Regions from separate parts of the Homo sapiens genome. Here all the other regions are linked to region 2. Evidence: chromatin contacts called from ENCODE Hi-C or POLR2A ChIA-PET data. All regions are on one chromosome and are shown on one strand. Each heading gives the region's core, a stretch centred on a gene start or an enhancer-like site at or near the end of the contact. The rest is flanking DNA. Distances are from core to core; before and after follow the strand shown.

The links. Hi-C counts contacts between places; a loop is a spot of excess contacts on that map. ChIA-PET counts read pairs that join two places held with the same protein, here RNA polymerase II (POLR2A). Pooled maps may share reads with other maps.
Region 1: a loop to region 2 is called in a map of CD8-positive, alpha-beta T cell, with 8 times the contacts of the local background. The contact joins the promoter of EGR1 here to the promoter of UBE2D2 in region 2. A Hi-C loop is called at or near these places in 3 of 168 maps with a recorded cell type or tissue (CD8-positive, alpha-beta T cell and naive thymus-derived CD4-positive, alpha-beta T cell), 1 of 37 single-sample maps with no recorded cell type and 12 of 50 pooled maps. POLR2A ChIA-PET finds 5 or more read pairs at or near these places in 1 of 52 experiments (activated CD4-positive, alpha-beta T cell).
Region 3: a loop to region 2 is called in a map of naive thymus-derived CD4-positive, alpha-beta T cell, with 22 times the contacts of the local background. The contact joins the promoter of BRD8 here to the promoter of UBE2D2 in region 2. A Hi-C loop is called at or near these places in 1 of 168 maps with a recorded cell type or tissue (naive thymus-derived CD4-positive, alpha-beta T cell) and 9 of 50 pooled maps. POLR2A ChIA-PET finds 5 or more read pairs at or near these places in 1 of 52 experiments (HEK293T).
Region 4: a loop to region 2 is called in a pooled map, with 3 times the contacts of the local background. The contact joins the enhancer-like site here to the promoter of UBE2D2 in region 2. A Hi-C loop is called at or near these places in 1 of 37 single-sample maps with no recorded cell type and 1 of 50 pooled maps. POLR2A ChIA-PET finds 5 or more read pairs at or near these places in 1 of 52 experiments (OCI-LY7).
Region 5: a map of naive thymus-derived CD4-positive, alpha-beta T cell shows a loop between it and region 2 (5-fold over the local background). The contact joins the promoter of FAM13B here to the promoter of UBE2D2 in region 2. A Hi-C loop is called at or near these places in 1 of 168 maps with a recorded cell type or tissue (naive thymus-derived CD4-positive, alpha-beta T cell), 1 of 37 single-sample maps with no recorded cell type and 8 of 50 pooled maps. POLR2A ChIA-PET finds 5 or more read pairs at or near these places in 1 of 52 experiments (CD8-positive, alpha-beta memory T cell).

The regions. Positions count from the first base shown.
Region 1 is chr5:138,461,862-138,467,130 of GRCh38, reverse strand. It overlaps EGR1 (early growth response 1), which reads right to left and starts at 1,652. Exons shown (of 2, transcript NM_001964.3): 1 at 1,063-1,652; 2 at 1-374. The coding sequence starts at 1,369. RefSeq lists silencers at 1,399-1,608, 1,699-2,048, 2,059-2,458, 2,779-3,048 and enhancers at 914-1,753, 1,754-2,594, 1,667-2,866.
Region 2 is chr5:139,558,665-139,564,678 of GRCh38, reverse strand. UBE2D2 (ubiquitin conjugating enzyme E2 D2) reads right to left here and starts at 3,340. Exons shown (of 7, transcript NM_003339.3): 1 at 2,864-3,340. The coding sequence starts at 2,887. RefSeq lists enhancers at 2,175-2,294, 2,385-2,434, 3,595-3,764 and a silencer at 2,905-3,564.
Region 3 is chr5:138,173,889-138,179,879 of GRCh38, reverse strand. It overlaps BRD8 (bromodomain containing 8), which reads left to right and starts at 1,250. Exons shown (of 27, transcript NM_139199.2): 1 at 1,250-1,284; 2 at 2,213-2,309. The coding sequence starts at 1,266. It overlaps KIF20A (kinesin family member 20A), which reads right to left and starts at 768. Exons shown (of 19, transcript NM_005733.3): 1 at 678-768; 2 at 35-220. The coding sequence starts at 199. RefSeq lists enhancers at 939-1,108, 1,249-1,298, 1,006-1,300.
Region 4 is chr5:141,511,875-141,517,659 of GRCh38, reverse strand. PCDHGA1 (protocadherin gamma subfamily A, 1) reads right to left here. Exons shown (of 4, transcript NM_018912.3): 4 at 4,685-5,785. PCDHGA2 (protocadherin gamma subfamily A, 2) reads right to left here. Exons shown (of 4, transcript NM_018915.4): 4 at 4,685-5,785. PCDHGA3 (protocadherin gamma subfamily A, 3) reads right to left here. Exons shown (of 4, transcript NM_018916.4): 4 at 4,685-5,785. It overlaps PCDHGB1 (protocadherin gamma subfamily B, 1), which reads right to left. Exons shown (of 4, transcript NM_018922.3): 4 at 4,685-5,785. It also overlaps PCDHGA4, PCDHGB2, PCDHGA5, PCDHGB3, PCDHGA6 and PCDHGA7, and 15 more genes. RefSeq lists enhancers at 2,249-2,874, 2,846-3,095, 2,875-3,500, 3,836-3,955, 3,501-4,126 and 2 more. Within about 2 kb of position 3,664, at least 33 of the 41 ENCODE cell types and tissues checked have a DNase peak (open chromatin) inside an H3K27ac peak, as active enhancers do; they include OCI-LY7, where a contact is called at or near this core.
Region 5 is chr5:138,029,051-138,034,498 of GRCh38, reverse strand. It overlaps FAM13B (family with sequence similarity 13 member B), which reads left to right and starts at 1,420. Exons shown (of 24, transcript NM_001385994.1): 1 at 1,420-1,717. FAM13B-AS1 (FAM13B antisense RNA 1) reads right to left here and starts at 1,725. Exons shown (of 2, transcript NR_037900.2): 1 at 1,547-1,725. LOC124901077 (a long non-coding RNA gene) reads right to left here and starts at 1,360. Exons shown (of 2, transcript XR_007058952.1): 1 at 1,248-1,360; 2 at 1-1,004. RefSeq lists silencers at 1,712-1,761, 1,772-1,841 and enhancers at 1,348-2,231, 2,332-2,391, 3,606-4,107, 5,429-5,448.

The DNA of each region.
Region 1 (5,269 bases), core at 403-2,902, 1.1 Mb after region 2:
GCCCGGGAAGGCCTGGCTTTGTGGCTCAGGGAAAATGTCAGTGTTCGGCGTGGGGAAGGTGGGTGCCGCTGAGTAAATGGGACTGCTGTCGTTGGATGGCACTGCGCAGCTCAGGGGTGGGCTCTGGGAGGCGGAGGCGGAGGAGGCCGCTGGAGATGGTGCTGAGGACGAGGAGGCCGGTGGGTTGGTCATGCTCACTAGGCCACTGACCAAGCTGAAGAGGGGCTCGGGCCACAAGGTGTTGCCACTGTTGGGTGCAGGCTCCAGGGAAAAGCGGCCAGTATAGGTGATGGGGGGCAGTCGAGTGGTTTGGCTGGGGTAACTGGTCTCCACCAGCACCTTCTCGTTGTTCAGAGAGATGTCAGGAAAAGACTCTGGCAGGAGAGAGAGAAGCGGGAGGCCTGGTTACTGGAAAGCAATCACTGGAGGACGAGGACGACCCGAGCTGCCAGGCAAGAGACCGGGCCGGCTACCATTGACTCCCGAGGTAGTTAATAATTGATAGCAGCACATTGCAATGTTCCTGGACCCGCACCAGTGGCAGAGCCCATTTCAACAACAGCTGACGCAAATACGGAGAATCCCCCTCCACTGCAGCTCGCAGCGCTCCGCAGCGGCGGCTGTGCGGGCGAGGGATTCCCGCCAGCACCCCCATGGCCGCGGCTAGTGCGCGCCCCCAAACCCGGGCTGCCGGGACATCCACGGCCAAGGATCACGGTCCTTCCTTGGGGACAGGCGGCAAGCAAGGCAAGGCAAGTCTTACTGGAGGTGGGGGGCGCAGCCCCGCTCATCAAAACAAGCCCTCCCCCTCCACCCACCCACGCAGCTCCAGAGCTCTCCATCCAAAACAAAAGCTCGGTCCTCTGCGCTCCGCTAGGGATGAGGGCAGGGGGTGGGCTGTGTGGGGTTCCTTGGCATCCCTCTAACACATGACTCTGGGGATGCGAGGAATGAAAGGGAAACCCGGCTCTCATTCTAAGATCCAGGAGCACTCCTGCGGTGAAGGACAGGACGCCAGGATGGTGGCGAAAGGGTTCCCCCTCGGCGTAGGCCACTGCTTACCTGCGGTCAGGTGCTCGTAGGGCTGCTCGCCCGTGTCCGCCTGAGGGTTGAAGGTGCTGCTGCTGCTGCTGCTGTTGCTGCCGCCCCCGCCGCCTCCACCGCCCCCGCTGCTGCTGCTGCTGCTGTTGCTGCCGCTGCCCTCTGGGGCCCCGGCGGCGCCGAGGAACTGGGGAGCCCCGTTGCTCAGCAGCATCATCTCCTCCAGCTTAGGGTAGTTGTCCATGGTGGGCGAGTGAGGAAAGGATCCGAACGGGTCAGAGATCTGCAGCGGGGACATCAGCTGCATCTCGGCCTTGGCCGCGGCCATCCTGGACGAGCAGGCTGGAGAGCTGGTGTCGGGGCGGGGGGGTGCAGCCCGGGGCTGGAGCTGCAGGGGACACAGTTGCGGGGGCCTGGCCGGGTTACATGCGGGGCGCGGGGAACACTGAGAAGCGTGCAGGCGGCGACCCCGACTCGCCCTGGGCGCGGGCGGGCGTGGACGCGCCGCGGCTGCGGAGGCTGGGGCAGGGGCCGGTCCTGCGGCGGCGGAAGCTGGCTGCGGCGGCGGATGGCGGCGGCGGCTCCCCAAGTTCTGCGCGCTGGGATCTCTCGCGACTCCCCGGATCCGCCTCTATTTGAAGGGTCTGGAACGGCACGGGTCCGCCTCCGTCGTGACGTACATGGCCATATATGGGAAGCAGGAAGCCCTAATATGGCAGGACCGGCCGGGAGGACCCGGAGTGACGTGAAGCCCCCCATCCGACAGCGCCCGGCACCTCCATCCTGCACCCTAGGGCCCGCGCCCGCGCCCGCATCCCAGGCGCCCAGGCTTCGGGGAAGCCTAGAGCTCTAGCCGCCGCCGGGGCCTCCGGGACCCGCGCAGCTCCGGAGTTCCCGCGTTGCCCCTCCCTCCGCCTTCTTCCCTCCTCCCAGAGCCGGAAGCGGCCGGGCCATATCGGGCCACTCCAAATAAGGTGCTGCCCAAATAAGGGTTGTTCCGGCGGGGGATCCTTCCTGCTCCTTATATGGCATTTCCGGGTCGCAGCTGGTTGCTCCCTCGCTCCCTCCCTCCTCCCTGGTTCCAAGCCGGGAGCCCGAGCGCTCGCGGGATCCGGGGACGCCCAGGCGGGGAGGGCTCGTGGCGTGTGGCGCTGGGCGCGCGGCTGCTCAGGCGGCTCCTAGGCGTGAACTAGGCTGGGGAAGCCCAGACCCAGAGCGGGGGCGAGGGCGAGTCGGGCCGGGGTTCTATCGCTGTCATCCAGGGCCCGCCCGCCCACCTCAGGGACCGTGAGAGCGAACCGGGAGTGCGGGGGAGGAGCGGCTGGGCCCGCCTGGGCAGGGGCCGCCCAGGAGAGGCGGGGCCTTGACCCCGGGCCTCGATCTATGGCACGGTGTCTTTCCGGGTGTCGCTGGGAAATTGAGGATAGGAAGTCACGGCCACTTGGTTCTTGGGACACTGTATAGCAGTGAGCTGCCTTGCCTCTGCCACCTGTCGGTGGGATGGGGCTGCTGGTGCCTGGGGTCCCCTGTGCTCCCCCGGAACCGAAAGGCTGTTCCCTAGTCCCCGCCGGCAAAGAGCCCACCTTTGGGGGACCGAAGTGGGGAAGCTGATTGCCCCAAGAGAGGCCTGATTCTTGTTCTCACCAGGAGATAATGGTCCTTGTGGTGAGGGGTCACTTTCCCCCCTTTATCCAGTCCAGGTGGAGGGCCGGCCCACACTGCGGGAATCCGAAAGAGGGGCTTCCCTATGGGCTGTCTGGGGACCCCGGGCTGGGCGCGAAGAGAGGACCGGCTTGGCGGCTCGGTGCTGCCCCCTGGAGGTTCCCTCTCCACTCCCAGCCCCGGACTCCGGCCGCGCGGGCTCTTCCGCCGCCTCCTCGCTCCTCCTCCCGGATGCGGCGCTGGGCGCGGAGCCAGGCCGGGGGAGCCTTCGACGCAGTGAGCACGAACTGAGCAGGCGCTGCAGCCCGGGCTCCCCCTGCAGTCCCTGGGGAGCCGTCACTGCCGAGGCGCCCAGACTCCGGGATAACACTCCTCACCCCGAGCCTGGCCAAGGCGAGGGGGAGAAGGAAGCAGGGGGTGGGTGGTGGCGAGGGAGAACGATTCCCGCAGGTCTCCCTGGGGCCGAACGCGAACAGGGAAGCCCTCCCCGCCCCCACGACGCAGTCAGTTGCTCACCCCAAAGGGAACAGGGATTCCGGGAAGGGAAGGCTCCTCCTGCTCTAGCTCTGAATCCAGAGGAGGTGCTGTTTTTTCTGGATTTAAAAAGAAAGCAGAAAGAGAATGTGGGGAAGGAGGGTGCTTGACGACACCGAGAGGGAAGGGAGGAGGTGAGGGCCTCTGTGAACCCCAACAGCCTCTGGAGGTCGGGGTCAGGGGGATTAGGTGGGGGAGGGTGTAACTTTCTTGGACTTAATCCCTCTGTGGCTGTCCCCCCTCCAAACATGTTTTCTTATAAAAACCAACTTAATGAACCAGGACTCCCTCGTCTCGGAGCCTGCCGTCTCAAGTCCGCTGGGGAGGTGGGGGGCTCACTCCCACTGTCTACCGAGTTGTCCATTGGGGCAGGAGTGATGCGCCTCTCAGAGGACTCCTGCCGCAAGGGCAGGAAGGCCAGGCTGTTGCAGCGCAGATGGCCTTGTGTCTGAATGTCCATTTTGCCACTCCCTGGTAGGGTACCTTAGCCAAATTTTTTTTTTAATGTTTTTATTCTTTCTGAGACGGGGTCTCACGCTGGCACCCAGGTTGGAGTGCAGTGGCGCGAGCTCACTGCAACCTCCGCCTCCCAGGCTCAAGTGATCCTCCAGCCTCCTCCTCTCGAGTAGCTTGGACTACAGGTGCCTGCCACCACGCCTGGCTTTTACTTTTTTTTTTTTTTTTTTTTTTTGTATTTTCGTAGAGAGGGGTTTCGCTGTGTTGCCCAGGCTGGTCTTGAACTCTTGAGCTCAAGCGATTCACCCACTTCGGCCTCCCAAAGTGCTGGCATTCCAGGTGTGAGCCACAGCACCCAGCCAGCCAAGCTTTTTGTTTACTTGTTTGTTTTTGCTTTTTTTAAGACAGAGTCTCCCTGTGTCACCCAGGCTGGAGTGCAATGGGGCAATTTTGGCTCACTGCGACCTCCGCCTCCTGGGTTCAAGCTATTTTCCTGCCTCAGCCTCCCTAGTAGCTGGGACCACAGGTGCACCCCACCACACATGGCTAATTTTTGTATTTTTAGTAGAGACCAGGTTTCACCATGTTGGCCAGCCTGATCTTGAACTCCTGATCTCAGGTGATCCACCTACCTTGGCCTCCCAAAGTGCTGGTATTACAGGCGTGAGCCACCGTGCCCAGCCAGCCATGCTTTTTGTGTCTCACTTTCTTCAACTGTAAAATGGGGCTAATGTTAATAATACCCACATGGGGCCGGGCACAGTGGCTCATGCCTGTAATCCCAGCACTTTGGGAGGCCGAGGCAGGCGGATCATGAGATCAGGAGATCGAGACCATCCTGGCTAACACGGTGAAACCCCATCTCTACTAAAAATACAAAAAAATTAGCCGGGCGTGGTGGTGGCCACCTGTAGTCCCAGCTACTCCGGAGGCTGAGGCAGGAGAGTGGCGTGAACCCGGGAGGTGGAGCTTGCAGTGAGCCGAGATCACAACACTGCACTCAAGCCTGGGCGACAGAGTGAGACTCTGTCTCAAATAAATAAATAATAGTAATAATACCCACATGGGAGTATTGTTGTGAGGACTGAAACTTATGCGGGCTGCCATATGTCAAGTCCCAACACACAGTACCTGCCTTGCAATTGGCATTCAACAAACAGTGGCTATTGTTCTTTTCAGAGGCTTTGGATCCATAGAGTCATCCACAGTTCACCCACCCATCCTCAGCCTCCAAGAAAACTCCAGTGACCCTTTTCTGGAAAGCTGTGCAGATGGGGAAAAACATACCAATCCTATCACAGGGGACGTAATCCCTAAGAGTTGATCTGAACCCATCTTGCTGCAGTAGAGCGTTTACTAGAGCAGCATTTTTCAACCTTGACTGTGCAGCAGAATCGCCTGTGGAAGTCTGAAAAAGACAGCTTTTACCCTGGACCAGCTGCATCACAATCTTCCCGAGCTTGCGAGTGGCAGCACTGAGCCAAGGTATCGGCCTGGGATTCTTGTGCTGTCACTGGAGAGCCACCCAGACTGGGAGAGAACATCCTCTGCCCCAGCCAGGGCAAACCAGTTCCCC
Region 2 (6,014 bases), core at 2,091-4,590:
GTTCAAGACCAGCCTGGCCAACATGGTGAAATCCCGTCTCTACTAAAAATACAAAAATTAGCTGGGCATGGCGGCGGAGTGCCTGTAATCCCAGCTACTCCGGAGGCTGAGGCAGGAGAATCGCTTGAACCCAGGAAGCGGAAGTTGCAGTGAGCCAGGATAGCACCACTGCACTCCAGCCTGGGCGACAGAGGGAGACTCCGTCTCCAAAAAAAAAAAAGTTCAGGCCGGGCACGGTAGCTCACGCCTATAATCCCAACACTTTGGGAGGCTGAGGCAGGTGGATCACCGGAGGTCAGGAACTAGAAATCAGCCTGGCCAACATGGTGAAACCCCGTTTCTACTAAAAACACAAAAATTAGACAGGTGTGGTGGTGCGTGCCTGTAATCCCAGCTACTCGGGAGGCTGAAGCAGAAAAATCACTTGAACCCAGGAGGTGGAGGTTGCGGTGAGCTGAGATCGTGCCATTGCATTCCAGCCTGGGCGACAAGACTGAAACTCTATCCCCCAAAAAAGTTCAAATTATTTCTAAACTTGATTTTATTAAAAAAATCTTACAAAGGCATATTTTAAGGAAAATCTATTCTAGAAAATATGTAGCAACTCATAAGAAACTATATTACCAGAGCAAGTATTATTAATTAAAACGTATGTTTTGTGTCAAAGAGATAGTTCCCTCTCTGAAAAAGTCCGTTACACATATAATTCAATGTAGAGATTAAAGTCTACATTTCTTTTTTTTTTGAAAGGGAGTCTCGCCTGTGGCCCAGGCTGGAGTGCAGTGGCGCGATCTCGGCTCACTGCAAGCTCCGCCTCCCCGGTTCACGTCATTCTCCTGCCTCAGCCTCCAGAGTAGCTGGGACTACAGGAACCCGCCACCAAGCCCGGCTAGTTTTTTTTGTATATTTTAGCAGAGACGGGGTTTCACCGTGTTAGCCAGGATGGCCTCGATCTCCTGATCTCGTGATCCACCCACCTCAGCCTCCCAAAGTGCTGGGATTACAGGCGTGAGCCACCGCGCCCGGCAGGTCTACATTTCTTTATCTGTAAATTATTACACATTATACCCACTTGCTCTTTCTCAGGTTATAAAATAAGAGGACAAGCTTCTACAGGTATTTGATAACTTCCCAGTTAGATTCTATAAGGACCTAGCAATTCCTAAAAGCCTTTAAAATACATATGTATATATTTTTTTTGGATGACTACTCCTCAGTGTGCTCCCCTGCCCCTTAAACGGTTCTTTAAGACATCTTTGCTTAAGGTTCAAGCTTCTTTATGGTATTTAACAAATACCATTTCATTTTAGTACAAGATTTATTGTCTAAAATCTGCCCTTCTTCATTTGTTAGAAATCAGAGTCAAAAGAAGTTAAGGAGCTAACCTAATTATAGTAACCAATGGGACTGATTCCACACTGTCTTTGAGCAAAAATGAAATGAGGACCAACCGCTGAGCTGAGGTGTTTAAATCATCAATCTGTATTCTGACTTAGTTTAAGACAAGCTAAAAACTGGTTCTCTTCCTCTTGCATCCCCATCCCATCATTCAGAATGGATAACCCCAGTACCTACTTCTAAGTAGCTACAGGTATAGGCCGTGTGCAGTGGCTGATTGATGCCTGTAATTCCAACACTTAAGGGAGGCAGAGACAGGAGGCTAGCTTGAGCCCAGGAGTTCCACACCAGCCTGGACAACACGGCAAGACCCCGTTCTCCACTAAAAGGAAAAAGATGTATTGAAGAAAAAAGTAGCTACCGGTTTAATATAGCCAATCTGAGTAGCCAAGTGAAACACCAAACAGAAATTAATAGTGGTGCCTCCCTACTTCTAAGAAAAAAAACATGAAAGTGGCACTAAGAGGTTACAACATCAGAAAGGGAAAAAAAATAAATTTTAAGCCAATCTTATAGTCTAGATGTATTATTAGGAAAACCTCCTTATTGATAACTAAATAACCCTTCACTTTAAAGAGCAAAGAAATCCTTTTTAATACAAAATCTAGTAAAACCCCTTCCCAGTTAAGAGTCTCGGTAAACATATCACCTAATAGCGTCAAGTCCATTTTGCGAAGAGGCTGTGAAAGGAACTTTTGTATAATTTCTCTGGTGGTTTTCAATGTTCAGGTTTCTACCTCTACCTTTGCCAATGTACAGCTTTTCTATTAGATCCAATCCTGCAAAACGGAAGTGTTAGTTTCTAACTACATACAGCAACCTCAAGGAATAAAATGATTCTCCCTCTACTTCCCTCCTCCCTCATTAAGTCACCTTTTTTTTTTCTTCTGAACTTCCAACTCTTAACAGTTTCTGGACAAGCAGGGTGGACCGATGTGTGCTGCCACCCAAGAGGTAAGTGAACTCAGGATATACTTGTGGATCGGGCAAAACGGCTTCCTCTGTCAGCCCGAGCTCAGGCGGTTTTGTGGAGGGAGCTAGGGCAGGTGTGGGAGGAGGGAACAGAAATGGGGCGAGAAGCCCTTTCGACCTCTGTCGAAGGGGCCGCCCAACGCCCCAGCGCCCCCCTCGGCCCCAACCCCGCCATCCTGGCCCGACAATGGCCCTCAAGTGCAGCGGCAGTCCCAGACTGGAGAGAAGCCCTAAGAGTCCACACCATGCGGGCCTGGAAGGGCAGCCGGGGAGGAACGCTGAGGCCGCGAGAGCACCTCCGGCCTAAGCGCGGGCTGCGCGCCGGGGCCTCCACGGGCGCCATCACTGGGAGTGGGGTATGGAGGCCGCCCCGAGGGGCCAGCACCGGCAGCAAGATCCAAGGAGGCCGCGAGCCCGACGGAGACTACGGCGGGAAGTGCAGGCCGCAGCCTGCTCAGCTGGCCAGCAGCGCAGCCGACCTCCGGCCGCTTACCTTGTGGATTCTCTTCAGAGCCATGGTGGGAGGCGGGTGGCGGCGGCCCCCGGGGCGGGGACGGGGGCGGGGAAGGGACGGGGAAGGGGCTAGGGAGCCTGAGGCCGCCTCGGCGATCTCGGTCGGCAGGAGAAGATGGAGAGTTGAGGAAAGCGGGTCCGGCGGGACGGGCTGAGGGCCGGGGCCCACTCAGCTCCTGGGCCTGCCGCAGCGGTCACCGCATCACCCGGCGGCGGCCCCTTTATTCGCCGCCGCCCTAGCCGCCACCGCCGCCGCCGCCGTAGCTGCCTCTTCCTCCCAGGATCAGCGCCGCCTCCTAAACCGCCGCAGATCCCTCCGCCAGAAAGCAAAAGCCCAAGCCTCGGGCTCGGCCGGCCTCTCTTGGTCGGACAGCCGGAGGGATTGCCTGTCTTCCTCCCTGCTGCAGGTGGACCGAGGGACGCGCGGGCGGGCGGGCTGCGCCGCCGGGGTGGGGCCGTCGGAGCACGGGGTGGGCCCGACCGAGGGGCAGGTCGGGAGGCGCGGGGATTGGCGGGCCAGGGGAGGGAGGGCCGAGCCGCGCCGGCGGCGGAGGGATACGGGCCGCCCCTGTGAGTAAGCTACGCACCGCCGTCGCCGCCACGGCCCCGGAGGGCGTGACGCTGCGAAGCCCTGGGCGGAGATCTCGCGAGATCTAGAGCGCGAGTTCTGCAGGCTCCAGCGCCGCGACCGTTGACTTCATTGCTGATGGAAACCCACGCGCGTGTCACAAAAGATCAATAAATATTAAAAGGCGAATGTTGTCCAGATCTCACGACCGTCCCCGTACTAGTCCCGGGAGGAGGCACTTAGGCCCACTGCAGCGCTCCTGAAGGAGGAAGGGACTTGGCCAAGGTCACAGAGCTCTTCTGAAGTCCTGGGACTTAGCACATCTCTTTCCAGAGGCCGCGTGGCTACAGCTCGGGCACCTGCCACGAGGGAGATGTCTCATAGCCGCTCGGGTTGCAGTGAGATTGGCCTTCCGGACCAAGGCCCCAGATGGAGAGGATTTGAATGTTGTGTTCTCAGCCACTGGCATGTATGTGTGCCTTCGAGGTGTCCAGACTCTGCTCAGCTTAGTGAATTGCAAATTGTTACAAGCAAGCACTGTACCAGCTGCGTCAGAAAAAAAATCACAGTGTGTGCCCCAAATAGTTAAAACCAACGGCTGGGCGCGGTGACTCACCCCTGTAATCTCAGCACTTTGGGAGGCTGAGGCTGGCGCATCACCTGAGGTCAAGAGTTCGAGACCAGCCTGGCCAACATGGTGAAACCCCATCTCTACTAAAAATACAAAAATTAGGCCGGGCACGGTCACTCACGCCTGTAATCCCAGCACTTTGGGAGGCCAAGGCAGGCGGATCACGAGGTCAGGAATTCGAGACCAGCCTGGCCAACACAGTGAAACCCCTTCTGTACTAAATATACAAAAATTACCCGGGCATGGTGGCAGGCGCCTGTAGTCCCAGCTACTCGGGAGGCTGAGGCAGGAGAATCGCTTGAATCCGGGAGGCGGAGGTTGCCGTGAGCCGAGATCACGCCAGTTCACTCCAGCCTAGGCAACAGCAAGAATGCGTCTCAAAAAAAAAAAAAAAAAATAGCCGAGAGTGGTGGCAGGTTCCTGTAAACCCAGCTACTGGGGAGGCTGAGGCAGGAGAATCGCTGGAACCCAGGAGGCAGAGGTTGCAGTGAGCCGAGAGCACGCCATTGCACTCCAGCCTGGGCGACGAGCAAAACTCCATCTCCAAAAAAAAAAAAAAAACCAACCTCGTGCTCCAGATACCCATCAGGAGGGTCCGCTGAAAATCAAACCTAGAATATTTGGAATTGTTTTTTAGGAGATGGAGACAAAAAGCTAAATCACTGAGCACCTACCCTGTGCCCAGCCCTACACCATGACTGGTGTGAGATACGGAGCCAAGCCAGGGCTAGAGGCCTTACACAGGAGAATAGTAAAGAATATTTTGCTGGGAGGTAATGCCCACATTCTGAAATCTACCCCTGGCGTTTTCTGATTCTAAATGTCTCCTTTTCGCTACATCCAGAAAGGACCTTGCAGATCATTGATTCTAGCTCCTGAATTTATAGAGAAGAAAAAACTGGAGCCCAACTAAGGGAAGGATCTTGCCAAAAGCCACACAGTAGGTGAGTGGCAAAGCTCATACTGCCTCACCTACTGAGAAGGTTGGACCATTAGGACAGAAGCACCGTGCACCCAGTGAGAGAAAATTGTATCCAGTGGTTCAGGGTGGGTATAGTTGAGGTTGAGGGTAAAATGGAACATCTCACAGCCCCAGATATTTTCTTCCTAAGAAATGTGATGGGAGGGGTACAAAAATCTCCACTGGACAGATTTCTTTTTTTTTTTTTTTGAGACGGAGTCTCACTCTGTCGCCCAGGCTGGAGTGCGGTGACGCTATCTCGGCTCACTGCAAGCTCTTCTCCCGGGTTCAGGCCATTCTCCCGCCTCAGCCTCCCGAGTAGCTGGGACTACAGGCACCTGCAAGCACGCCCGGGTAATTTTTTTGTATTTTTAGTAGAAACGGGATTTCACCTTGTTATCCAGGATGGTCTCAATCTCCTGACCTCGTGATCCGCCCGCCTCGGCCTCCCAAAGTGCTGGGATTACAGGCGTGAGCCACCGCGCCCGGCCGACAGATTTTTTTTTTAAAGTTATTCTCAGTAATAACTTTTGTATTAGAAAAGCTCCTGGACACGCCTGTAATCTCAGTAATTTGGGAAGCTGAGGCGGGAAGATCACTTGAACTCAGGAGTTCCAGACCAGCCTGGGCAATATAGAGACTTCATCTCTACAGAAGATTGTAAAAATTAGCCAGGTATGGTAGCACGCACCTGTGGTCCCAGCTACTTGGGAGGCTGAGGTGGGGAGGATAGCTTGAGCCTGGGTGGTCAAAACTGCAGTGAGCCGTGGTGGTTCCACTGCACCTCAGGTGTGGTGAAAGAGCAAGATCCTCTCTTAAAAAAAAAGCAATATGTATTTGTTGTAAGACATACCTATAAGTAAAGGAAGGAAATAAAAGTCACCCACACTCTCATCATCCAATAATTAACCACTTTTGACATTTGGTTAATGTCCTTCTAGTCTTTTTTTCCCTTACATATAAATATCAAT
Region 3 (5,991 bases), core at 1-2,500, 1.4 Mb after region 2:
ACTTTCCGCCCCAGCCACTCCCCAGTTCCTTTACCTGCTGCTTGTCCTCTAGGGAGGTAGAGACGACAGAGCAGTCTGATAGCAGGTTCTTGCGTACCACAGACCCCAAATCTGCAGCTGTGGACTCAAACATGGGAGAAACTACGACATCGTCATCGGACAGCAAGCCCGCTGGCGGAGAAAGGATCCCTTGCGACATGACGGCAGGGGCAGCCTAGGTCTAAAAAGAGACCAAAAAGTGGGCAGGGAGAAGAACCTTTAGGGACAGAAGGGGCCGCGAATTTTAGGTAATAAGTCCCTTGCCCCAGGACACCGTGTCCCGCTTCCTACTTCTTTTCCCCTCCAATTATCGGCAAAGGGGAAGGGAATGAGAGAAGTTCACTTAATGAACAATTGAGAGAAGTTTGAGGCGGCATTTCTGAACGCGAACAGAAGTCCACAGACATCTGGCTCCAAAAGCAGAAGGCTACGCCTAAAGTAGGGCACCTCGCCCGCCGGTGCTGTGGAGGTGGTGTCAGGATCCCTCGGCTCCTTCTCTAACCTCACCCCAAGGACCACCGTGAGAACAGAGATGCAGCATTAAGAGAAAAACAGATGGCTGCAGCTCCGATTTCTTAAAGCCTATTCCGCGCGGGCAAGAGCTGGTAACCCGGGCTCCAGCACAGCCGCACACTCACCCGAAGACGTGCCACTTGCTCCTCCTGGGATACTGGCTTACTCACACCTAGTCGCCGAAGCTGGACTTTCGCAGCCGCAGAGCACAACTCCGCCCACGAGGTGCAGCTTTGTTACAGATACAATATTTTAAATTACGCGCTGCGTTCGTTCGGCCAATCAGATAGGGAAGCCTGCAGCTACCAATCCGCGTAAGGAAAGGGGGCGGGCCTGACTGGAATTCCAGTCGTTCGCTTCTGCTTGACCTCTGAGTTCTAATGTGGGTCCGGGTTACCAACTGTCGTGGATTCGCACTTATTTTGCCTGGGATTCTTCCAACTTAACCTTTTTCCTTGAACCTTAGACATTTCTTACCTAAGAGCCTAAAGGAAATCTTGAGGCTTCAGCAGCCAACTCCTGTCCTTCCTTAGCAACAATCTTAACAGGAGTGCACAGGGTAACTGGTTTAGGGTGCTTGCTTTGTCTTAAGGGGAAAAACGACATTTCCCAGGAGGCACCGCGAACCAACGCCGGTACACTATTTCCCAGAATTCCAGGGTTTCGGCCCTTCCAGACCGTCTCTCCTCAGGGTTGGAGACTTCGGGGCCAAGATGGCGACGGGAACGGGCAGTGAGTATCTGAGCAGGTTTTGCGTGAAAGGCCTTTGTAGATCCGAGGCTAGGCACCATATTTTTGTTACACGCTTAGGGAGTGGGAGAAGTGGGTTGCTTGAGAGCCCAGGGTTTTCAGAGACCTGCGCTCTACAGCATCGTGAAGACCAACGTTTGGGGGCCCAGAAATCTGGGGTCTTGTTTCTCAGGGAGAGAGCGGAGGTGTGAGAGAAGCAGCTTAGTGAATCCTAGTGTGTTAGGAACTCTGCGGGTTAACCGTAAAAGCACTCTAGAAACTTGGGCGTGCAGACGAAAAGATGTTATGAGCCAGACGGAGTAACCGGCACCTCAAAGAGCCATTCATTTTTTTGTCTGACGTTTGTGAGGCAGTGGAAGTGGGGTCTTTTAACCATGAGCTTTTCTTGCCACTCAGGAAATTGCATCTCGGGGATTTCAGCCATTTTTCTTTTTTTGGACTGAAAAGCTCTTTTACCCCCGACATTTGGAGTAGAGGATCTGAGAGAAGTAAACAAGTTTATGCTAAGAGGGAGGCGGGGTAGTAGGAGGGGCTGGCCGCTCGGGTTCCTGGGAAATAAGCCCTGAATAAGTTCAAACTGGAATAAAGTCCAGTATTCTTAAAACTGGGCTTTTAGGGAGAACTGCCTAATCTGACATTCCCTGTTTCTTAATAAAGCGGAGCTTCAAGCCATGGCGTTTTAAGAAATAAAATGTTAATAATTCACATGCAACGAATAGGTACCCCGGTCACTGGTGATATTTCACTTGGAGAGGTGAAAATCAAGATTTGGTTATAGTAGCTCACTTTGTCCTAACAAGTTGGGATGTTTTGTATTAGGCTTTTAGTCCTCTTTTTGGGGATTTTGGAGCTTAGCACTACAGTCTCAGTGGTTGTTTCCAAGGCTTTTTTTTTTTTCTCCCTTTCCCAGAACACAAGCTGCTAAGCACTGGCCCCACAGAGCCATGGTCCATCCGAGAGAAGCTATGTTTAGCATCTTCTGTCATGAGAAGTGGCGATCAAAATTGGTAAGGTATCTAGGATGTCAGCTTTTCTGGGTCTTAGAAATTGTTAGATACTCTTTCACATCGGTAGATTTCTATAGTTAATCATATTAAGCTGTAAGTAGACTTTCTTTTCTTTTTCTTCTTTTTTTGAGACTGAGTCTCCTTCTGTTGCCCAGGCTGGAGTGCAGTGGTGCGGACACGCCCAGCTAATTTTTGTATTTTTTAGTAGAGACAGAGTTTCGCCATGTTGGCCAGGCTGGTCTCGAACTCCTGACCTCAGGTGATCCCCCCACCTCGGCCTGCCAGAGTGCTGGGATTACAGGTGTGAGCCACTGCGCCTGGCCATGCCTGGCTAATTTTGTATTTTTAGTAGAGACGGGGTTTCACCATGTTGGCCACGATGGTCTCAATCTCCTGACCTCATGATCTGTCCGCCTCGGCCTCCCAAAGTGCTGGGATTACAGGCGTGAGCCACTGCCAGGCCTATTTTTTTTTTTTTTTTTTTGAGACAAGATTGCACTCTGTGGCCCAGGCTGGAGGGCAGTGGTGTGATCTTGGCTCACTGCAACCTCCATATCTCAGGCTCAAATGATCCTCCACCTCAGCCTCTTGAGTAGCTGGGACTACAGGTGCACACCACCATGCCCAGCTAATTTTTTTTATTTTTTTGTAGAGATGGGGGTTTCATCATGTTTCCTAGGCTGGTCTCGAACTCCTGCGTTCGAGCGATCCGCCCAACCTACTGGGATTACAGGTGTGAGCCACCAGGCCAGCTGTATTTCTTTTTTTAAACAGCTTTATTGAGATATAATTCACATACTATAAAATTAACCTACTTAAAATGTACAATATAATGGTTTTTAGTATATTCACAGTTGTGCAACCATCACCACAATCTAATTTTAGAACATTTTATTCTAAGAAAAACCCCTTACTCCTTAACTGTCAGTCCATGTTGTCCCCTCCTCACCACCCCCAAGCAAGCACTCATCTACTTTCTATTAATTAATTAATTAATTTGAGACAGAGTCTCACTGTCACACAGGCTGGAGTGTAGTAGTTAGATCTTGGCTCACTGCAACCTCCGCCTCCCAGGTTCAAGCGATTATCGTGCCTTAGCCTCCCAAGTAGCTGGGATTACAGCCATGCGCCACGAGTGGCCTGGCTAATTTTTGTATTTTTAGTAGAGATGAGGTTTTGTCCAGGCTGGTCTTGAAGTAATGCACCAGTCCTGGCCTCCAAAAGTGCTGGGATTACAAGTGTGAGCCACCATACCCAGCCAACTCTCTTGTCTCTGTAGATTTGCCTATTCTGGATATTTCATACAAATGGAATGATACGTGCTCTTCTGGACTTTTTTTTGTTTTTTTTAATCACTTGACATAACACTTTTTAAGGTTCATTCTTATGTAGCATGTATCAATACTTAATTCCTTTTTTAGCTGAATAATAATCTGTTGTATGAATATACCAAGTTTTATTTATCCATCACTTGATAGACAATTGGGTTGTTTCCACTTTTTGGCCATTATGAATAATGCTGATGATGTGCACATTCGTGTACAAGGTTGTGGACAATGTTTTTAATTCTCTTGAGTTTTTTATTCAAGGAGTGAAATTGCTGGGTTATGTAGTAACTTTATTATGTTTGACTTTTTTTTTTTTTTTTTTTTTTTTTTGCAGACAGGGTCTCACTGTCACCCAGGCTGGAGTGCAGTAGTGCGATCGTGGTTCACTGCAACCTCTGCCTCCTGGGCTCAAGTGATCCTCCGGCCTCAGCCTCCTGAGTAGCCGGGACTACAGGCACATGCCATCACCCCTGGCTAATTTTTGTATTTTTTGGTAGGGATGGGGTTTTGCCATGTTGCCCAGGCTGAACTTTTTTTTTTTTTTTAATTTAAATATTTATGTTTTTGTAGAGACGAGGTCCCACTATGTTCCCCAGGCTGGTCTCCAACTCTTGGCCTCAAGTGATCCTCCCAGTTTAGCATCCTGAGTAGTTGGGAATACAGACCCTTGCCACCATGCTTGACTAATTTTTTGTGTTTTTTGTCACTTGTTGCCCAGGCTGGTCTTGAACTCCTGGGCTCAAGTGATCCTCCCACCTTAGCCTCCTAAAGTGCTAGGATTATAGGCGTGAGCCATCACTCCCAGCCTAGAACTATCATCATTTTACCTTTCTCGGTATCAGCCCCTCACCCCCTTTCTTTTGAATCATCCATTATGAATTTAACTCTCTTGCCACATTTATAAACAATTCAGTACTTTGCTGATTGTCATGCTTCCTAGCATTTTTTTTGTTTGTTTTTTAAATCTAATTTTTGAAGTAATATGTGGCCACCATAAAAACAAAAACACTATATAGAAAGCAATAGCAACAAAGAAATGGGTTAAAAACTTAAGTTTAAGGCCGGGCGCAGTGGCTCACGCCTGTAATCCCAGCACTTTGGGAGGCCGAGGTGGGCGGATCACAAGGTCAGGAGATTGAGACCATCCTGGCTAACACGGTGAAACCCCGTCTCTACTAAAAATACAAAAATCAGGTGTGGCGGCGTGCGCCTGTAGTCCCAGCTACTCAGGAGGCTGAGGCAGGAGAATGGTGTGAACCCAGGAGGCGGGGCTTGCAGTGATTTGAGATCGTGCCACTGCACTCCAGCCTGGGCAACAGAGCAAGACGCCATCTCAAAAAAAAAAAAAAAAAACTTGAGTTTATTTTTTGTCACACATACAGGAAGTCTAGGCAGTCCACAGCTCTCATAGCAACTTCACAGTGACATTAGAGGCTCAGGATATTCTCTTTCTGTTCCACCTTCCTCAGTGCATAGTTTATCTTCTGGTTATCTTATGGTTCACGGTGGCTGCTTGACCTTCAGCTATCACATCCTTGTTCCATGCAACAAGAAGGAAGGGGGTTGGTAAGAAAAGTCACATCTCTTCCCTTTTAACAACTTTTTTGTGATATAATTGATGTGCAGTAAACTGCACCTTTTTTTTTTTTTTGAGATGGAGTCTCTGTTGCGCAGGCTGGAGTGCAGTGGTGCAATCTTGGCTCACTGGAACCTCTGCTTCCCAGGTTCAAGTGATTCTCCCACCTCAGCCTCCCGTGTAGCTGGGACTACAGGCCTTTGCCACCATGCCTGGCTAATTTTTGTATTTTTTGGTAGAGATAGGGTTTTACCATGTTGGCCAGGCTGGTCTTGAACTCCTGACCTCAGATGATCCACCTGCCTCGGCCTCCCAAAGTGCCGGGATTACAGGCATGAGCTACGACACCCGGCCAGTGCACACATTTAGAGCATAAGACATGGTATTTTTGAAATATATATACATTTGTGAAACTATCCACAATTAAGGTAATTATTATAGTATCCATTAACAGATGAATGGGTAAAGAAAAAATATATATGTATACACACACACACACACACACACACAATGGAATACTGTTGAGCCATAAAAAAGAATTAAATCCTCCATTTGTGATTCCATGGTTGAGCCTGGAGGATAGTATGTAAAGTGAAATAAGCCAGACACATAAAGAAATACCATATGATCTCAGTTATATGTGGAATCTAGGAAAAATTATAGACCTCACAGAACTAGAGAATAGAATGGGGCTGGGTGCAATGGCTCACATCTATAATCCCAGAACTTTGGGAGGCCAAGGCAGGAGGTTGCTTGAGATCATGAATTGGAGACCAGT
Region 4 (5,785 bases), core at 2,415-4,914, 2.0 Mb before region 2:
ACTCTACACACCTTGTAGGGCCCTTGGCATTTGTATTACGGCTGCTACCTTTGAAGGGGTGGGAAAGAGCTAAGGCATGTGGGCATCTGTTGTTGGAGGAACACGTGGGAGTGCGGTGTCAGTGCGTGGCTGCTGTTCCTCTTTGCGGGAGTCTCTCCAGCCACTTACGGAAGGTTGCCTTCTGCTAGGGACAACCCTCCCAGGGCTGACTGAGAAGTGTTTTGGCCTAGGAGTTTCCTGGGACCTGTCAAGAAAACAAAAATAATACTATGTACTAAACTTTAGTCTATTTAATTCCAACATCCCTATTACGAGAAAATAGACTTTGAATACTTCATCTCTCCTTAAGTCACATAGCTAACACTTCAGCCCAGTTCTGTCTGTCTGTGTTCAAACTTTTGTGCTGTTTTCACACAGGGAAGCAAGGGGGCAAGGCTTGCTTTCCTGTTGCACCACACTCTCTTACATTCTTTGCCACCCAACAATATATTCCACATGCTGGATCTCTGCCCCTTTCTTCAAAGTAAGGGCCTCTGTGAAGTGGCCAAGGTAGTCATGTCTGCATGGCTTACGCTGATTATCTGCTGTAGAGTTTGAAAGAAATTAGAAATGAGGCCTTCCATAGACAGAATCTCTCGTCTTCTCTTGCAGCCAACAGGAAGGCCGGGTGTGCAGTCACATCTCTGCTAGCTTCGGAGCTGACCAAGGATGATGCCATGGCTGCTGTTCCTGCCAAGGTGTCCAAGAACAGTGAGACATTCCCCACAATCCTTGAGGAAGCCAAGGAGTTGGTTGGCCGTGCAAGCTAATGTGGGTCCTGTGACCGCGGCAGCTCCTCAGCGGAGCCGCAGACTGTCCTGCCCTGCAGCATGTGCCTAAAGGCTCAAGGGGATATTCCTCTGGGGTGGCCACTCCCACCACCCTGACCCTGTCTTTCTCTCTGGCCTGCTGCTCTCTCAACATCACATACAGCTTCAGCTGCCTGGAGGCCAGAAGGAAAGGGCAGTGCAGGGGAGGCCTGAGCCCGACTTAGCCAGCCCTGGCTGTTGTATTACCAAAGCAGGGTCCATGTTTGCTGCCTTAACCCTGTCTCCTCTCTGTTACTCAGAGGGCCTCATCTCAGACAAGGCCCAGCCTGCTTTTTCTCAGCCCTGACTTTCTAATGGGCTTTCCCCCCTAGGTCAGTCTTGCTGGATTTGTGCTTTTCTTTTGTGGTTTCTCTGGCCCTGAGAATAGCATGGGGCTTGTAAACCTTTGGGCTAGATCCCTCCTTTCATTGCTGTTGTCTCTGCTCTTCCCTCTCCTGGCTGTGGTTATTTATTATTAGTGGTGTGGCACTGGGAGCTGCTCCTAAGGAAGCAGGGAGCAAATCCCACCTTTACCCCACCTTCCTGGGAAAGGCCTCCAAAGCAAAGGATCTGGACCAGTTTCCCTGCTGTGCTGTGGCCCAGGCCAGAGCCTGTGGGCAGGCAGGCAGGGCATAGCGACAGTGTGGGACCTGCCCCCAGCTTCTGCCACGCTTTATGCCCTTGCCTCTCTGGACGCTCTGCACCAACCCCAGGCTACTGAGCCACCTTCCCTCCTCATGCCTTCCCTGAGCTTTGGTGCATCTCATCTGGACTATGGGTTGTACTGTGACCATCCCAACACCTCACCCTCTGTCTACAAGGAAATGGGAGGTGGAGCCTCCTGGCTGAGAAATTGTTTTGCAAATGGATCTATTTTTGTATGAAAAAAAAAATTTTTTTAAAGAAAACTGTTCCTTCCCCCTTTCCCCTCCATAATGTAAGAAGCTTTGGTGGCAGGTTACAGAGTTCTGGGATTTCTTCTCACAGGCCCAATCCTGAATGTGCCCCTGGACCTTCTGGACCCTTGAGTCCAAGGCAGATCCTCTCTCCCAGGGAATCCGACACAGGAGGAACCCCTTCTCTGGTTGAGCTGGGCCAGGCCTAAGAGTAGCAGGAACTCTAAGACCACAGAGTTTTTTATAAATGTATAAATGTATCAAGCCAAATGTGCAGATGCTAACTGGACATTCTGGGGAACTGGGCACCAGGAGTGCCTTCATACACTGTACCCCAGCTCTCTTCTAAAAGAGAAGTGGGTGGGCACACTGAACTGTTTGGTGGCCCCAACCACAGGAAGCTGCAATTCTCTGGCTTAGGGTGATACTTTTGCCCTCCTTGTGCCCCTCTCAGCTTTCCATCCCCAGCTAGGAAGAAAGAATGGCACTCTTGGGCTTGGCCCAGAATTAGAGTTATTAGAGCAAGAGAGAGCTTAGGAAGCATGAGGGCAACTATAGTGAGGCCTTATTGCCAGGAGGGAGGGTTTTGGTTGCTGGCGCTTGTGTATAAAGGGGCAAGAGCAGCTCCTTTGGACTATTCCTGGGAGGACTCTGATGCAGGGCGTCTGTTGCTCCCCTGGGTCACCTCCTCCCTGCTCGCTGACATCTGGGGCTTTGACCCTTTCTTTTTTAATCTACTTTTGCTAAGATGCATTTAATAAAAAAAAAGAGAGAGAGAGAGAGGTGTGAGGGACAAAATGCAAACCTATTTCCCTTGCCTCATAGGCTTCTGGGATGTCATCACCTCCAGTTTGTTGGTTTTGTTTCCAACTGTTAATAAAGCATTGAAACAGTACTGCCTTACAGCTTCCTGTGTGAATTTCTGAGCTGTTTTCTTTTCACTCTAGTCCAGGCTCCTCTAGTCTTTCCTGCCTCAAATCCCTGGTTGACCTGACAAATCACTGTGAAAAAGCTAAAGGTGCCAGACACTTTACTTGGGCACAGGGCTAGAGATGATTAATACATGGTGGCTGCTGCCCCACCAGAGCTCACCTCAGGGCCGTTTGGCCACAGTAAAGGAGTGGGCGCCTGGTTCAGCTCCCTGACTCTTCCACATTGCTGCTACTTGGTTTGGAGCCCTTTTTTGGAACTCACTTGGAACCTTTCATGTTCCCAGATGTCACGCAAGGTTTCCTGGCAGTACCTGTGTCTCTTGCTGAGGGAAGCATCTGGCTCCCATTTTCTCATCCCCTCTGCTCTGTTGGTGGCCACAGACCACATTCCAGAGTAGAGGGGTTTACCCTGGGGTGGAAACCTGAGCCTGCCCAGCAGAGGTTGGGAGCCTGAGGTCATGCTCCAGATGACTTGCCACTTGGAGCCATACTTGTCTGAGCACGTTATGACCTGCACAAAAAAGCCAGACCAGCAATGAGCAGGCCCAGGATAGACAGGGAGAGGCCTGGAGAGGACCACAAACCCATTCGGGCGGGCTCTGGAACTGGAAATAAAAGCCTTTTAAATAGCCCTGGAGCCTGGGCAGCTGCCTCCTCAGTATGGCCTGAGGTGTGGGGATGGGTTGCCTGCCGCCTCCCTCCCGTCCCCCCGGAGGCCACGCCTTTCTGGTTCAGAGCTTTATAGGCACACATACCAATTAGGGGACAAACCACAGCTGCTCACGCGCTCTGCCAGTCTGCTGCTGTGCCTGGAATAGAACCCAGGCGCCCGGCACCCCGCCCCTCCGCAGCCTGGCTCTGAGTAACAAAACCCTGCTTCCATCTCAGCAACCGTGCACACCACCCTTCCTCCCACGCTAGAAAGTCGCCCCCAGATTCTTAAGTTGGAAGGTTTGGTTCCCATGACAACAGACTTGAGCTGGCAGAATGGGTGACCTGGCTCTGGGAGCCTCCGCAGCGCGGAGGAAGCCGCATACCCTTGCTGACCAGCCAGATAACCGCAGTGGCTCTGTCTTTGTGTTCTTGGGTCCTTCCGGGTAGTTCCCCTTTTAAGTCCCCCTTCACCCCCAGCTCCGTGTTTTTCTGCAGCTTCTCTGGCTGCAGCAACCTCGGAATCCCACAGTGCTTCGAGGAGGCAGGCGGAGGGGGCGGGGAGATGGGAGAGCAGGCGAGTGAGTGGAAAAGCACCGACAGGAAGGAGGGAGGGGAGCTGAGTCTGCGATGGATCTCATTTCCTGCACGTCCTTTCAGTCCCCTTGACCCCCGCAAGAAGAGGATGAGCCCTCCAATTTCTTAGGCTTCGCTACGGAGATGTCAGCGGGAAGGCGAATTCCAGATGGGGAAACTGAGGCTCGAGCTGCAGACTTGGCTTTGGAAGAATCACCTCCCGCATTCCCTCCCACTCCCGCGGCTTTCCCAAAACCCCTAGGCAGCGGGGGTGGGGGTGCGGGGGCAAAGGAGAGTCTACCCTCCTCCCGTGAAGCCCTCCGGGGCGCTTCGGGTAGGCAATTTTAGTCAGGAAGGGGCGGGAACTAACGAAACGTCCTCTCCCCTCTACCCAAGGCGTTTGCCCGGCGCCAACCCGCCCCCGCCCGCGCCGGGGTCTCCTCTTCTGCCTGGAGACAGCCGCAAGCTTAGACTGCACACTCCACTGCACACTGACACGCCGCACTCAGATCCCCACCCCCACAGCGGACCGATCACACAATGGCACACGGTACACAGATCCATAGGCACACAATCGCACACTGTCTCATAGGCACAACGGCATTGCAAGCATACACAACCATATTGCACAGTCACACACACACACGCAATTCGGAAACATCTAGACGCGCAATGACACAAAGTGGCCTCCCGATTCCGCCCTTCTTCCAGCACCCACCTCAGCTCATCACTTCATGCACACATGCCAGGAGCTTCCATCGCTTATACAGAAACGTTCAGCTTTTCAGAAGAAACGTTTTATTATTTTTTTGTCGAAGAAAAAAAGCCATATAAATATTAGAGTATAAAACTTGCGTGAGACACAGGAAGAGGGTGGGGTGGGAGCTACGTGACTATGCGAAGAGAAGCGCTTATAGGAGAAGTCAGTACGGGGGAGGGGGTCGCCTTAGCGCGTGGACACAGCACAAAACACAACACGGGCCGCCGCGGGCAGATCAAGGACAGACGGCTGCGCGGAGCCCGCCGCCCGCTGCCCACCCGCCATCACGTAAAAGCACACCGCACTACACTACTGGCTATTCTACACCAGCCGAAAGAGGGAGGGGGCGCTACACTACTGTAAGGGCAGGTCTGGGGTTCTCTGGCAGCCCCGCTGGATGGCCGGGGACCCAGGGGCAGAAGGGGGTGGGAGAAGAAGGTCTATGCACAAGGAGGCACTGGGGAACTTTAACCAGGCTATGGCCACTAGGGGGCGCACTGGGGACCTGGGCAGTGGCCTTCACGGAAGAGAAACGGCACCTGGCAAGGTGAAGGACTGAGGCTTCAGGAGGGCAGGGGCCCTGTTGAAGAAGCCCCATCCTGGGCTGAGACTTTCTGTTCATTTGGTCCCTGCCCTAGCTCCCTGCCTCCCCAACCCAGGGACTAAGAATGGCCTGGCTGGCCCACCCTTCCTGCTGGGGCTCCGCTGACCCTTCCACCAGTGGCACCTCTGGAGTACCCAGCACCCACAGAGGCCCCTCTGACCTCTCAAGGGGACCTGGTCCTAAACCTGCTTCGAGCTTCCTTGGACTGAAATGCCAGTTTAATCCATTGGTCCTGTTAGCTCAGCCCAAAGCTGGCTGCCTGGGCTGAGCCCTATTATGTAGTGGGAAGGGTCCAGCCTAGTTATTGGTTTATGGCTGGAATCTGGAGGATGTTGTCAGTCCCCTGAGGACATACAGAGCCTCCTCCAAGGCCTTGATAACTTGATGTGTCAAGCTTTGTCCATGCCCCCACCATCCACATCCACACACTTCCCTTCCTTATCTTACCACCCCATACTGTCTTGGAACATGCAGTGGAGTCTCTTGTTTGAGGAGGAGGTGGGGGAAGTCAAGGCATG
Region 5 (5,448 bases), core at 171-2,670, 1.5 Mb after region 2:
ACAATCCCTTCTTATTGGGTATGTAGATTTATTTGAGAGACTCCCTGAATGATGGAAAGGCTACTAGCTGAGTTTGGAATCAGAGTATGGGCCTTTGTATGCTCTTAACGGAGATCCAGAATTTAGGTTTGCTAGGATATAAACTCCACGAAGGCAGGGATTTACTGACGTATCTTAAGAGACTAGAACATAGTAAGCATTCACTAAGTATCTGTTGAATGAGTGAGTGAATCTGAATTAAGATTTAACTGCCCTGAGAGTAAGTGTTGGTTCTGGTCATTAGAATCAGTTGCCTCGTTCCTGGACAGAGTTCCTGGGAGCCTCATAGAACATTCTTATTCAGATTCTTCTGGTTTTAGACTCTTTGTGGACCCCACCCTTCGGTTATGACAGCATTAACTGGGTATGTGACACTTAGGTTACACATGGTTTACTCTCTCTGATGAAATGTGGGAGACACTGTGGCCTCTGTAGCCCATTTACAGATCATTTCATAGGGTAACTTTATTTTTTTCAAATCTTGTCCCAAGTTCTATGAGGGTTCTTGTTTTACATTTTCCAAGTTACTAACTTCCAGCTCAGGTAGGTAAGGGACAACTGAATTGTGGTGGCTGCTATTTTTTGTGCAGGTGTTGATCTACCGGCTGTCAAGGAGTCCAAATGGAAGATCTCAAAGCCCTTAACAGACTATAACAAAGAAGAGATTGGCTGAATATTCATACCCTTGTGAGTTCAAGGGAGTTGTAGGGATGGTCTGGGTAGCCATGCAAGTTCAGAGAGCTCATTCTTTCTGCCTCCTTTCAGCTCTGCCTCCGCAGCTGGCTGATTTTAGTATACGAAGCTCCCTGTAAGCCCGCAGCCTATCGACTTCCACAGTCCCAGACTAAGGCACCGAAGCCTTACTGTTCTCTCTGGAGTCTAGGTCAGGTCCTGAGGTGAAGGGGTAGGGTGGGGGCGGGCAGGACGCAGGTGCAGCCCCGTGGTCCCGGATCTAACTCACATCTCTGGGAATGGGAACCGAAGTCACCGCTTAGGTCTCCCCCAGCGGTTTTCGGTTCAGGTCTCTGTGCTCCTCACCTGGATATGGGCGCCCTGGGGGCCTGGCTTCCTCCGCAGAGACCAGAAGCGATCTCTGTGTTCCGGATTTTCCCTTTATCTTTCCTCTCCCCAGTGTCCTCTCTGTTTCCCAACCTCCCCATACCGAGGACCCCACAACCCGCCCCGGGATGGCGCCTGGCTGCTCGCACCCTAATTCAGGACCCCAATTGGTGGGAGAGGAACCGCGGTCCTCAAGCTTGCAGGACACAGGGCCGCTGCCCGGAATGCTGTGGGGGTGGGGACCCTCGCCGCCCCGCCCCCACCAGCGGCCTGCCCCGCCCCCTCCCACGCACGTCACGTCCGGCCCGGCCTCCGCCCGCCAGCCGCTCTCCTCCCGCTCGCCGTTAGGGAGGCTCTGCACCTCAGCCGCCGCCTCTGTCGCCACTCTCTCCCCCTGTTCCGCGTCTGCGTCGCCACCACCGCCGGGGGTATCCGGGGGGTCGCTTACCGGGCTGGCCCCGCGCCACAGCCGTAGCTTTAACCTCCCGTCAGCGGCCGCCCCAGGAAGAGGCTTCTCGGCCGCGGAGCCACTTGGGGCCTCAGTTCTCGCCCTCTTGCCGTCGCCGCGGGTCCTGGAGAAGCGGCCGCGGCCAGGGAACGGGGCATCGCGGTTCCAACGGTAGGTAAACGGGCGGGTACCCGGATCTGCGCATGCGCGGGTTGCAGGTCGCCGCGGCCCTTCCCCTCCTGTTGCCCCCCAGCGCCGCCTGCCACCCGCGCCTGCTCTCGGGCGTTGCGTTTCGGGATGTGGAGGACTCTAGCAGGTGGGGCGTTCCGTGGAGAGGGCCCCCTTTCCGCTGGAGAAAGAGGAAGATGAAGCCGTGTCCCTGGCTGCCGGGGGGTGTGGCAGCCTTGGATTTGCAGCGGCTGCAGTGCAGTTGAGCGGGCGTGCCCCTCACCTCCAGCCCCTCCAGAGTAGATGGCGCGACACCCCACGTTTCTTTGCTGACCTCTCCTGCCCGCTGGCGCTGCGCCTCTTCCCCGCCCACTTCCTTCATGCTGGGCAGTGAAGTTGATGTAGAAGAAAAAGGAGTGTGTTTTATTCTGGGCTCAACTGCGCCCCTTTTTAAGGTCACGTGAGATGAGTGGTTGCGGACTTCCTTAAATCGCTCAGAGAATATAGCCAAAATTGGGCTGTTGGTGCACTGGGGCCTTGTCTAGAATGCGCTCTGCATAGGCCAGGCTGGAGGGGGACACTTTGTATAGCATTAGGGTTCGCGTGGCACGCCTGGTTTCCTAGATGAGGTTGTAGGAATCGGTTGGCACATTTGCGCAGTGGGAAACTGTTAAGCCCTTTTTGTTTGTAATCAGTTAAAATCAAACTGACTTTTAGAAAGACGGTGGATTATTTCATTTGGTTCCCCGTTTCGCCTTCTAATCAGTGAAAAAAGTTGGGCATTTACTTTGAAGGATCTGATAATCTAAAATGGTAGCCAGAATCATTACCAGTAGTAATGCAGACTATTAACATTAACTGGGGTGCACCTGTTTAGAGAGACAGACATTAAAGGGTGGTTTTGAATTATTTGTCTTTTTAGAGCTGGGTTAGTGTGAGGCTATTTTCAACCTTCCTTTTTTGGTAACCTTGAAATGCTTGTTGGCCTGGTTTTCTCACAGGTACTGTGCATTTACTAAGTGCTTGTTGATGGAATTGAATGGACTGATAATTATTTGTATATCCATTGGGAGCGCCTTCTTACTTTTTTTTTTTTTTCCTTGAGACAGTTTCGCTCTGTCGTACAGGCTGGAGTGCAGTGGAGCGATCTCGGTTCACTGCAACCTCCTCCTCCCGGATTCAAGCGATTCTCCTGCCTCAGCCTCCTGAGTAGCTGGGACTACAGGCGCCCGCCACCACGCCTGACTAATTTTTGTATTTTTGGTAGAGATCAGATTTCACTAAGTTGGCCAGGCTGGTCTTGAACTGACCTCAAGTGATCCGCCTGCCTCAGCCTCCCAGAGTTCTGGGATTACAGGCGTGAGTCACCGTGCCTTGCCCCCTTCTTACTTTTTTAATCCGTGCTGCTTTTAAAATTGGAGTAATAGTTTCTCCAGTTTAATTTTATTACTAATTTAGACACGTGTGTGACACAGCTTAAGTTCTTGGAAAATGTAGAAGGGCATATTGCAGTGGCATAATTCATTGGGTGGTGTAAATGTTAGTTTTTTTTATTAGAATGTCATTGTTTTAGGAGAGAAAATGGCTGAAATGAATCTGTTGACTTGTCAGTGTTTCCCCACCAATAAAATAACTGCTTTTATAATCAGTTATGAATAACCTCAATCCATCGCTGCATAGCTCCTCCATCATCGTATTCAAATTTTAAATTTGGGGACTATAATAGTGTAAATTACTGTTTTGTTTTTTTTTTTGAGACAGGGCATCACTGTCGCCCAGGCTGGAGTGCAGTGGTGCAATCTCGGCTGACTGCAACCTCTGCCTCCCAGGTTCTAACGATTCTTCTGACTTAGCCTCCCGAGTAGCTAGGACTACCGGTGCTTGCCACTGCGCCTGACTAATTTTTGTATTTTTTGTAAGACGGGGTTTTGCCATGTTGCCCAGGCTGGTCTCAAACTCCTGACCTCAGATGATCTGCCTGCTTCTGCCTCCCAAAGTGCTGGGATTACAGGTGTGAGCCACCTTGCCACCTTGCCCAGCCTTACGTTCAATTTTTTTTTTTGGGGGGGGGGGACGGAGTTTCATTCTTGTTGCCCAGGCTGAAGTGCAAATTTTAGTGTGTAAATTATACCTTAATAAATGTATTTTTTTAAAAACCCACTGGTGGACTTTGGAGAGCTTATACTCTGTTGGTAGAAACAGACATTAAACAAACACAAAATGAATATGTAATAAAACTTGTGGTAAGCCAGGCTCACGCCTGTAATCCCAGCACTTTGGGAGGCTAAGGCTGGAGGATCAGTTGAGCTTAGGAGTTTGAGGCCAGCCTGGGCAACATAGGGAGACTCTCTTTACAGAAAAAAAAAAAAAAAAAGCCAGGCATGGTGGCATGCTCCTGTTGTCCCAGCTGCTCAGGGAGCTGAGGTGGGAGGATTGCTTGAGCCCAGGAGTTTGAGGCTGCAGTGAGCTGTGATGATGCCATTGCATTCCAGCCTGGGGGACAGAGTGAGACCCTGTCTCAAAAAACAAAACAAGAAACCTGTGATGAATATTTTGGAGCCAAGGAACGCCACACCCTAGATAAATTAATAAATGAGACCATTAGTTTGAGTGGGTTGAAGAAAGCCTCTCCAAGGATGGGACTTGAACTGATGATAGGAAGGAGGAAGCGTGGGAGAGTGTTCCAGGTCAGTGAACTAGCAAGTATAAAAGACCTAGGCTGAGGAAAATGTGGTAAGCTGACAAGATAATTTGATGACATTTACTAGATTTCTACTAGAGAAGGAAATATTGCAAGTCTTTTATTTCAAGTTATTACCTAGCTTCTAGTGTATATTTTCTTTTCCTTGTATATATAATGTATAAAGATTCTTATCTCTTGCTTTAATTTTAAGAGCGATGTCTGTCAAGTTTCTATTATTGCCCTTTTCAGGAACAGAATAGAAAAAGTTCAGTTTTGTTTACCTATTCTTGAAAATATTTCTCTACTTTTTGCTTTTGTGTGTCAAGCTGCTGCTCTTTACAATTGAAAAGTAAAAGTAAAAATAAAACTGAAAACTGCTTGTTGATTGACATAGTAGGTGCTGAATATCATTTTGCATTGGGGTGAGCAGGGAGGTGGAGGAGGTTCTCTATGGTCCTAATTTGGAGCAAACACTGGTCACGTTGGATTTAGTGTTTGGAAAGGTGTAAAGGAGCTGAAATTTAGAATTAGGTAAGATGGGAGTTTTTTTCAATAGCAAAAGCAGACTGCATTATGATTGGTTGTAGAATCACTTTGAAACTATTACTGTTGTAAAATATTCTCTTTTTCTATTGAGAGGAAATATTCTAGTAGTATTTCCATAATGATCTTTGGCCAGCAACTGCAAAACATTTCCAGCAACTACAAAGTATTTAAGTGCTTTATGAATTACTCTTGGTGTGGCTTCATGTATTTCAGTGACATTTTAAACAAAATTTTCACTGAGAATTGTAGTTGTTGCCTAGAAGGGGCATCTACTTGTAAGATAGTAGACTTAGAGTTCTAGTTGCTAATTCAGTAACTTTGAACCAGTTTCTTCAGCTCTCTGAGCTTGCTTCCTCTTCTGAGAAAAGGAAGGGTAATCCATTCTCCTTATTTCACCGGATGGTTGGAGGATTCAGTTGGAGAGTGAACTGGAAAGTACACTGGAAATGGTAGCATCAGTTTCAGTATTGGGGTTCTGCTATTTAGTGTTCAACTGGGGAAACAA